2 separate regions of the Homo sapiens genome follow, and region 2 is linked to region 1. A link is a loop called in an ENCODE intact Hi-C map of the cell type or tissue named here. Cell type or tissue: ascending aorta. All regions are shown on one strand. Links, peaks and the distances in the headings refer to the core of each region. The heading gives the core; the rest is flanking DNA. Region 1 overlaps ST7 (suppression of tumorigenicity 7). Region 2 overlaps ST7 (suppression of tumorigenicity 7).

Region 1 (5,390 bases), core at 116-5,115:
CAAAATGCTACATGTCAAGGACCTTTCGGGCTGCTCTCTAATAGTCTTAATGAGGGTAAACTCACCAAAATCTAATGGATGTGTTGAAAGTGATTATCTTAGCCAGTGTTTTTCACATCTTTTTAAAATCCTTTGACACTAAAATTTGTGCTCTAGTACAAATTAGGTCTCCAGTTAAATGATGATAATACCTAAAATAGTTTTAGTAGCTAGTGAACACTTACTTAGTAAAGTTATTTCATAATTTCCACATTATTTGGTAGGGTTGGTTGACTTAGGTGAAAAATGACCAATGAGAAGTGCATGACAGATGCTGTTACAGATTTAACCATCTCGACAGTATTCTTGAAGAAAGTGGTACATTATCTTGAATAGGAGGCCAAAATAATGGTCTTAAAATTCACATTTACTTATATCTTTTGTTATTTCATAAAGAATTTGAGATAGTAACATATTTGTTGAATTGAAAGCTACCTACATATTTTTGTGCCTTTACTTCTAATCATTGTTTCAAAATAACATTTTGAAGTTATGAAACAGTTAAAGCTTAATTATTTAAGAATATGGATATTTTTACTAATAATGATTGCTTTAAATTGATCTGAATAATGTAGAGAATTGGGTATTCATTTCTGAGATATCAAAGCTAATAAACATATGCACAATCACTTGTCAGAAATTGACTGGCTTGGGGTTAATTTTATAATACAAGCCAATGAAACTTTAGCTAGCACCCTTTTCTGTTGTACTTTGAAACTAAAGTGTTTAAAAGTGTTAAAAAGTTCCTAATGTTTTTCCAGGGGAGTTTTTAAAAATTGTTTCTTTAGTGAAAAATCTAACTGATGGATTCACAATATTTCCAAAATATGATGTTGCAGGGTTTAACAGGTTTGTTGCATGTAATGGATAAGAGTCGGGCAGTCTGGACACCAGGCCTTAATCTCATTTACCATAGACCTTAGGGAAATTAGCTTTTCTGTACTTTTTACTTATGTAAAAAGGGTGTAATATATACCCCTAACTAATGTATGTAAGGAATGTAGATAAATCGAGCTTTAAGCCCCTTTACAGAAAGGATCCATGAAAATCAAGCTCATAGCAACAACAAAAGTTGCTGCTACTACTGTTTGTAATAACATTGTCATGCTTATCCATACTTTAGATTCTGGGAAGATGTGGTAACTTTTTAGTATAAGAAACCCTTCTGGGCCTTGAATTAGCAATTTATAATTTTTGAAGTCCCCATGACTAGGGATTTTCTATCTTTTTTTTAATTTTAGAAAAAAGTTTTCAGAGTTAAATTGGGTGTAGAATAATATTTTCTTTCTGTGTGATTAAAAGCTCTGTGACTATAGAGCCTTTTTTTTGTTTGTTTTATGAGAATTGAGTTCTCTTCTCTTGAGTATTGTGACAAAGGGAAAAGTCTGTGGTTCTCTCAGAATATTTATTCCCTCTGTAGAGCTTCTTCAGGTGGGTGCCAGTTAGTTCAATACCCTTTTCACTTTTCTGCCAAGGCTAAATGTTCCTCTAAGACATAAGCTATTATCTTTTTTTGTAACCCATGGCCTAATTGAGAGATTAATGCATAATTACCCACTCAATACATGTTTAAACCACACAGTCTTATGAGTGATGGGGTGGGCATTGCAGAAGAGTAGAAGAGTATGAAAAGACATGAAATAAATAAGTATGATTGTGATGGAAGGTTTTAGTAGGGAATAGTGAGAGGGAGGGCTGAAAAAAAAGGATTAGAGCTTGCTTTTAGAAGTACTTAGCTGTAGATAGTAAACATTATTCTTTAGGTTCTTTGTCTCTCACAAAGAAGCTTGTAATGATCTCATTATGACAAAGTAGGGAATCTCTTCCGCAGACTTTGGGAACTAAGCAAGTGCTATTCAATATTTGCTGCTGCCCTTTTTCTTGAATTTCATTCTTGCATGTGTGCTAAGGATGGAACATTTCTGTCAGCACTTGTGAGTAGAGACTGCACTGTGAATTGCTGCATATGGAACTATAGAGAGCATGTTTGTTGTATCAAGGGTATATTTTTAACTATATTATTATTGATATTAGCAAGTTCATGATGAAGTCCCAATCAACTTCTAGTGCATCTTGAGGGCATTAAAATTGTTGATGTTAATGGAGAATGGAAAATTCCTTTTTGGAGGTAAAATTTTAAATCTGATTTGAAATAAGGAATTTATTCCTTAAAGGAACACATAAGAAACTCTTACCCTCTAGAGATCTAAGTACTTCCTGACTTAAATCTTCATATTCTAATATGCTTGGCATTTACATCCTTTGTCTCTATCACTAAACCATCACATAGCCTGATATTTATGAGGTATGTTACCTAGAGTGATTCTAGATTGAGTTTTTGCAGACAAGATAAGATTATGGAACAGAGGGACAAAGAAGAAATTAACATAGCTGTGGCCTAATTTTAAAGCACAACTTTGACATGTGCTCATGTGTGACCTCTAGGTTGCTTGTTTCTTAAAATAAAAATATACCTGTCTTGCACCTTCAATTTAAAGGGCATAACTAATGAAGACATTTCTTAGATACTTCTTCATTACATGTTTTATTCTCACTTAGAACAGTTTACATCTGTTACAATTACTTAGATCCTTTTTTCTAAGTTTTAGGGATAGTTAAACTGAATGCAGCACACATATATGACACCAATGTTAACACAGATTTCTTTTTAAGCTCAGTTCTCTAATGGAAGTCATAAAAGCAATATTTCACAATGTTTGCTGCACCCCCTGCTGGCTGTATTGTGACACTTCTTAAATAAAGAGCATCTTTAGATACTGCTCAGTGAATACTTTAGGTATATACATGATTTATCTTTGGAGTTATTTTTTGTTTAGAAATAATTTCAATTGCATCTGATATATAATAGAGTCGAAATTTTAATTGAAAACAGTTTTCTTTGTGATTTGTCAATTGATGTTTAAACAGTGTTTATCCTTCCAGGTAGTATGATGATGTATTTGTTGGAGACAAAATATTTGCCCTAGCCTTTTTACTAATATTTCAGATGAGATTCTGTGGAGGAGAAGCATCTCCCCAAATGTCCTTGTTTTATAGTAAATAATTCTACCACGAGGATCCTTATCCATAAATCTATATTCATGTTTATTTTGTGCTAGATACAGATCTTGCAATATTCATGAAGCTTTAAGAAGAGCACTTTGAATCTTAAAAGAGATTCTCTGAGCAGGGGTTGGCAGTGGTGAGGTCCAGGTAGTTATAATAGCCATAAGAGCAGGGATTATGGTTATTGAGCTCACCAGTGTGTTTCAAGCCATGATCTGGAGTCAAGGTGTTAGTGATTCCTCTAAGGGGAGAAAAAATAATTACAGGAAGCATAATTTTGTAGTTAATGCCATATGAAGTGACAGCCATCAAATCTCAGTTTCACAAGAACAAAATTCAGAGATGCTAAATTAAGTGGACAAAGATCATTTTCTAAATGGCAAGTTAAGCTAAGTGACAAAAAATTTAGGGCCATTATTTATAAATATTGTGTAAATTTTAAGTGGGATCCTGCCCTAATTTAGAAATAAGTACATCTTCTTTAAATGAAAACACGTATTCCTGTTATGTGTATATCCTTTACTATTTTAACAAATATTTGTTGAGATTACACACATGTTCCCAGAGTGCTTTGTGTTCTCCATTATCACACTGTGTTGAAATTGATGGTTTACTTATTTCCTCCAGTGGGTGCTCAAATTAATGCTCAGTGGATGGATGGATGTTGAATGTACAGGACTGAGGGTAGGATCCTAATGAATCACCACGTGGCCTTCAATGTCCTTTGGATTTCTGCAATAATTGCTCACTTTTTTGTACATATGTTGTTGGATGTGGTTTTTGCTGGTTGCACACGCACATAGATGTTTTGAATACTATTAACTGATTTTTTTATAATAAAATCTTATTCATCCAAAATCTAGTATTCTGAATCAGTAGAAAGTCTTAATCATAGACTGTTTTAAAAGAATTGTAGTTTATTAGTCATATGCTTACCATTATAACACAGTCTTAAAGTTAATGCTTGGCTTTTCTAAGTTAAAGTCCTTTTGTTCTAAATTTCTGTGGTCCTGGTATAATAAAGAGGTATGACCTATTAGGATGTGCTAACATGATGATATTAGTATGATGATTAGTATATGTATCTGTGCAAGTAAATGATATTAAAATGCTTTGAGACAATTTCTTTTAATTGCATTTCTTCCTACAATATGGTAATCTTATTAATTTTCTTATTCCTTTCCTGTAAGGCAAAAGCAAACTGGTAAATTATCATAAAATCACTGTTAGCATGAACCCAAATTAAGACTATAAGGCTGTTTGCATATTATACTCTATAGTTTGTCTTGTCATGTACAACGTTATTATGAGGTATGTTTTAGACTGACAGAAAATAGTTTTACTTCTGCCTATACTTTTATCTATAAGGTTTTAGAAGTAAATTCATAGAATCAGTTTGGACCTCTTGAAATAATTTTAGGAGTTATGAACTAGCTGATTTTGGCATGCATCTTGATTTGGCAAGTGAGGAAACTCAGGCCCAGAGAGATTAGGCAAAACTTTCCAAAGTCCCGGAGCCTGAGCCACATTTTGTGATTAACCACCCAGAGTTTTTCCACATTGCTTCCCATGTAAAGGGTAGTGAATAGAATTATCTTATCAAATGGCAGGAAGGGTGTTTTGCTGAATTAATTAGCTTGTAGTGTCACTGAACTTACGCGTAACATTTTCATATTTCTCTTTGTTGCAGAATGCAAAGTATGGCGAAATCCACTAAATTTATTTAGGGGTGCTGAATACAATCGGTAAGCATTTTGACAGCTTGGGAAACAAATGGGTCTGGTTCAGAGAGCAAAGACAGCAGCAAATGTTTTTGCTGGTTCATTTAGGGGTCATTGTAACAGTCTATGTAGTGCGTCCATTTTTTAATACTATCTTCAAATGTTTTGATTTTTCTGTTTTATAAATATTTTAGCACTAGATTTGGGATAATGTACAAAAATGTGTAGTTTTTAGAGTTTTTGTATTAACAGTTATTCTTTTCAATATATACTATACATTGAAAACATTTTGAAGCTTACCTGGAATATGGTTATAGAGATGTCGCAGAAGTTATGTTGGAATTTAGTTTAGCAAAGTAATTAGGCAAATTAGAATTTTCATAGCTTTAGGAAAGTGTCTATTCATAATATGAATTAGGGAAGGTTTTCATTAGCAAGGGCTAGTAAATTTTAAGACAAAAACACAGGAGAAAATGTTTATTTCTTTTGACTGATATAATTCCTGAAGGGAGAATAAGATGATTTTTAAAAATTTTTTTTATTCATTAGCAAAGCTATTTTAGT
Region 2 (5,390 bases), core at 325-5,324, 54 kb before region 1:
AGCATATTGGTTTTGTTTGTTTGTTTGTTTGTTTGTTTTTGAGACAAGTCTTGCTCTATCGCCCAGGCTGGATGCAGTGGCGCGATCTCGGCTCACTGCAAGCTCCGCCTCTCGGGTTCACGCCATTCTCCTGCCTCAGCGTCCGGAGTAGCTGGGACTACAGGCGCCCGCCACCATGCCCTGCTAATTTCTTTTTGTATTTTTAGTAGAGACGGGGTTTCACGGTGTTAGCCAGGAAGGTCTCAATCTCTTGACCTTGTGATCCGCCCGCCTCGGCCTCCCAAAGTGCTGGGATTATAGGCGTGAGCCACCGCGCCCGGCCAATGTGAGCATGTTTAACAGTAGTAAATTGTACACTTAGAAATGATTAAGATGGTAAATTTTATGTTATGTGCATTTTTTGTGCATTTCACCACCATCTAAAAAACTATATTCCAGCCTGTAATCCCGGCACTTTGGGAGGCCAAGGCGGGTGGATCATGAGGTCAGGAGATCGAGACCATCTTGGTTAACACGGTGAAACGCCCTCTCTACTAAAAACACAAAAAATTAGCCGGGCGTGGTGGCGGGCGCCTGTAGTCCCAGCTACTCGGGAGGCTGAGACAGGAGAATGGCGTGAACCCGGGAGGCGGAGCTTGCAGTGAGCCGAGATCGCGCCACTGGACTCCATCCAGCCTGGGCGACAGAGCGAGACTCCGTCTCAAAACAAAAACAAAAACAAAAACAAAACAAACTATATTCTAAAAGCTCCATCTTTAAATAAATACTAATTTGTATTACACCCTCCTGCTAGAGAATGACACTGCATTCAGCATATCCAAATGTCTTAGACATCCTGCACTTAAAAAAAAAAACTTTTAAACTTTAACCCAGTATTTCTCAAATTCCTTCTCCCAATTAATTTAACATTTAATATTCTATGGAACTTACACTTGAAGGAGTCCCATTTGGGAAAAAGTTATCTGGGATCTTTCCAGCTCAAACATGTTTTTATTCTTCAAAGACACCATATGAAAATATGGGCTTTGCCAAAGTAAGATATTTGATAAATATTAATTCAGGCCTTCCGAACCTTTTCCATATCATGGCATGTATAGAAAGTAATATTTGTATGGCACACTGGGGTAAACTGACAAGGTGGCTTAGGGCTGAGGAGTGCGGTAACTCAGTTACACCCTTGGATAAAGATCTCTAACCAGGTGTTTAAAAAGTTATCACTGAGGAAGCTGCATGACATAGCTTGTTCTCCAGATGTCATTAGTTAGCATGTTTACACAGAGAAGCATTAGAGGCAGATCATACAAAACTCTATGCTATTTGGTTTGCCTTGGCAGCAATTTATTTTCCACTTTAGAGAAACCAGAAACTCTTCTGATTACCTATGGCTGTGGATATTATTGGTCATTAGACCTAACTGGCAATCCCTCGTGGTATAAGAGTGAGGGATAAGAGGTTTCCAGGAGGATAATACTCTTCCACAGTCTATTTAATATACTCAAATGATGAATTCAACAGCCTCCTATTTTTAAAGCGAGAGCATATATCCTAATGTCATAAGCAGAATAATTCTCATTTAATGGGGGAAATTTTTTTCAACTTCACATTTCCTAGAGGAACAAGTATTTGGTGTAGTAATAGGGATTGGATGTGGGAAGAAAAGGACATTTATATTAATACATTCTTAAAAGAAATACAGCATAGATCAGTGAGTGAGATCAACATTTGTCACGCCTCAGGCCTTTTTCTGAAGTCATCTTCAGCCCTTCCTCTCCACTCTATTCCTCAGTTGGTATCATTCTATAGTATCACATCTTCTGAATGGCTTACTTAAAGATTCTAGACTGATGGAAAAAAACAAACAAACAAACAAGAAATTGATTAGATTTGACAACGACCTACATCATTGTTCAGTTAGTATTTTTATTCAGCTCACCTAGAAACTAAGCAGTCATGATCCACTTAGTAACAGATGTTTTGATTTCAGAATTGCCAGGTCTTCCCCAGATTATCTTTTGTACTTACTGTCATTTTCCCCTTTAAACAACTTTTTTTGGCCTTAGTCTTTACTGTCTTTTCTGAGAATCCTATTAGAGTTTAAGATTTAAAACTAGATGTAGAAATACATCCTTGCTTAGTGTCAGGGAGCCACTGTGAAATCCCATTGACAACCTATTCTGGGCTTTAGAGCCAGAAGTTTAATTACCACCTATTGAGCGAGTTTGATTTGTCACTTCTTGGGTTCTGGCCAGGCAGAGCTAATTCCTCCTAGCAGAGCAAGGTCGGTGGGCAGGAGCCAGAATTGAGAAAGTGACGCAGTCACTTCAGCTTGTCCAGCTTCAGGCGTAGATGAAGGGAGTTAAGTGTGCCAGATTAAGTCCAAAGTGGCACACAAGCATGAGGGGCAATAAGGGCACCTGGTAAACCACAGCAAGAGGGAGTCTGCAACTAAGAAAGGGGGAGTGTGGTGACTAGCAAGGAGCAAGCGCTTGCAATTTTCAGAAGTCCAGGCAAGCTGTGCTGGCACCAGACAGGAAACATTGCGGCTGCGCTTCAGTCAGAGGCTGGCTTCAGCCTTTGAAGGAGACTGACAGGGGGTATTAAGTAGTTACTGGAATGAGACCTGTAAAAAAGGCAGAATAAAATCAGTAATAACAACTGAATAATAACAACTGAAGAAATCAATAGACTATTTAACCACATCTGTAGGCCTCTACACAATCTAGTACTGTGGAGTATTAAATGAATGAGATAGATTTAGAAATAAAAAACCATTCATGGTATATTAAGGAAAATTCAAATCATAGTATATTACATAATATGTTAGTGAAAGGAACTTTGGGACATGGTAGTGTAGAACTCTGTTCAGATGAATGACACAAACACCTTAGGCATACTTTATAGGGACAGATATACTTTGTTTGCCTTTTGTTTTCATCCATCTATCCTGAGGAAGGTCCACAATTATTGAATAATAACTGCCTAAAGTGGTAACATGTCTCTGGTACTCCTGAAAAGAGGCAGCTTGTTGTGGAGGGCAGTGTGAGTGGTTAGGGCCACAAACTTTGGATCCCAACTACCCGGGTTTAACTCTTTCTTCTACTGCCACTACTCGTATGACTCAAGTCCTTAACTTCTCTATACCTGTTACCCCATCTGTAAAAGGGGGACAGTAGTAGTACATACCTCAGAGGGTAGTTATGAGAATTAATAATAATATTTTAGAAATCTGTGGAAAAGTATCTGGCCTATAATTAGCCCTATAAATGTTTGTTAAGCAAATACACAAATAAAATACATACTTTCCCAGCTTCCAGGAATCAGGAACTAACTTAGACTTTTCTTTTCATCTCACGTGGATATTGTTCTCGTGGAATGTTGAACATTTCTTGAAGTATTGTTTTAAGCACTGTGGAAAAAATAATAGTTAAAATTGTTAGCAGATCATGGAATTGGATTTTTGACCTCAATCCTTTTGAAATTAAGAAAAAAATTACACTAGTCACTTTAAACTGGTTGTTCTATATGTTTGTGCTCTAACAATATAGAAACTAGATATTGTTATATGATTTCCTAGATACAGTTAATCTAGGCTGGGCATGGTAGCTCACACCTGTAATCCCAGCACGTTGGGAGGCCAAGGCGGGTGGATCACTTGAGGCCAGGAGTTCGAGACCAGCCTGGCCAACATGGTGAAACCCTGTCTCTACTAAAAATACAAAAATTAGCCAGGTGTGGTGGCGCACACCTGTACTCCCACCTACTTTGGAGGTTGAGGCAGGAGAATCGCTTGAACCCAGGAGGCGGAGGTTGCAGTAAGCTGAGATTGTGCCACTGCACTCCAACATGGGCAATAGAGTGAGACCCTGTCTCAAAAACGAAAAACAAAAACAAGCTACTATCTTGTTTAGATAGCGGATCTTTTCCCCCTCATAGAGAGTGCTTTGGCAGTTAGGAAAAGTAAATCACACCGAAACTGTTTATGGCGACCCCCCTCACCCCACACACTGTGAGCTAGTTAGACAGAAGATAATGCAATTTACAAATATCTGTGGGTGGCCAGGCCTGATTAGTACATGTAAAAGAAAAGTCATTAGATACACTGTGACTTCAAATAATGAGGCAGAGTAATAGGATTTGTTTTAATAAGATTTTGAGAGATTAAACCTCCTAAATCTTTGTAGTTCTGTCAGGTAAAGTTAAGGAAACCAGCACTCCACAACATAAACAATGGTGTTCTATTTAGAACCCCTGCAAAATTAGATGTGATTGGCTTCTCCTAAGACATTGAGTTGTAGTTAGTTGACAGGTTTGTTGGCCAGTAAGCAGTGGTGCTATGGTGAATAGTGCCCTTTTTGTATTTGTATTCTTTTTGGTACAGATGTATAATCTCATAGAATAATTTCAAATTAATTAGTATTGCAGCTGAACTATGTGATGCTATCACAATTTGGGTTAGTGGGTGAATTTAGTAGTTTTGGGTGCTGTTCATTCTTTCTAGCTTAAATCCAAGTAACTGAATATTTAAAAACTTTCTTTTGTTGATAAAGGTGATACCAGTGGTATGCTAATATGGTGAGGATAATTTTTATTCCTTCCTAAGGATTTTTGTGAGGAATAAAGATGAAAATAATTACTCTAAAACATATTGCAAATCTATTAAAATATATCCTATTCATGAAAATTTATACTAATGGCCAGTATCCTTAATGTTACTTAAGTTCATAAGCACTCATAGTTCAAAGGTTTATTTTTTCTTATTTTGAATATATATTATATGCCATTGAACTCAATTAACATAGTGACAATTTTTATTTTGTTTCATGGTAGAAGTTGTACCTACAGAAATAAAGGAGTGGAGGTAGGTAGAGAAGGATTAGAATGGGAGGTAGAGCGAGATAATGTAGTGGCTACACGTTTCTTTGCTCCCAAATTAAGATATTTGGACTAATTGGAAGACTGAGAAGTTCAGCCTCTCAGCACAGCCCATTGTTTCCCTGCCATCCACTCCTCTGGATGTCAGGAAGAAGTGAGAGATGGAAAGATGTGTTTGTTTGCTCTCCTCCACATTGTACTTTTTCCTGCTTCCAGGCCTGTCTGTGTGAGGCCTGAACCAGTGTGAAAAAAGAGAGCTGGAGAAGAACATACATCCTGTCATCTCCCTGCCTTTAGAGTTTTCTAGAACAGTTGCTTCGTAAATTGCAGGGGATTCCCATAAGTCAATAATTTATCCTGATCTTTCTCAAAAATAAGAGAATTTCAAGATATCTCATTTTGAAACCAGCCCAATTGCCCCATAGACTGTTCTTTTTGATAAACATAGAAATTGACCCTTCTGGCATTAAAAAAGTTGAAACTTATATTTGATTTCTCTTGAGTTCCTTCCTCAGGAA

What was found. Hi-C counts contacts between places; a loop is a spot of excess contacts. Peaks named below come from ENCODE experiments on the same cell type or tissue, not always from the same donor. Only the 100,000 strongest peaks of a DNase experiment are listed, where the experiment ranks them.
Region 2: a loop joins it to region 1, with 2.0 times the contacts of the local background. A loop is called at or near these places in 4 of 110 quality-filtered maps.

Annotation. Positions count from the first base shown.
Region 1 is chr7:117,124,998-117,130,387 of GRCh38, forward strand. It overlaps ST7 (suppression of tumorigenicity 7), which reads left to right. Exons shown (of 16, transcript NM_001369598.1): 4 at 4,796-4,850. The region is part of intron 2 of ST7-AS2 (ST7 antisense RNA 2); the gene reads right to left. Among named protein-coding and RNA genes, the nearest start is that of ST7-AS2, 18 kb to the right of the region's middle. In ascending aorta, for the core only: a CTCF peak has its summit at 2,791 (motif pointing left); DNase peaks (open chromatin) are centred at 2,764 and 4,596; H3K27ac peaks cover 645 bases.
Region 2 is chr7:117,070,521-117,075,910 of GRCh38, forward strand. The region is part of intron 1 of ST7 (suppression of tumorigenicity 7); the gene reads left to right. It also overlaps a transcript of ST7-AS2 not described here. Among named protein-coding and RNA genes, the nearest start is that of MIR6132, 53 kb to the left of the region's middle. In ascending aorta, for the core only: no CTCF peak of the experiment used is centred there; a DNase peak (open chromatin) is centred at 2,271; H3K4me3 peaks cover 705 bases; H3K27ac peaks cover 1,518 bases.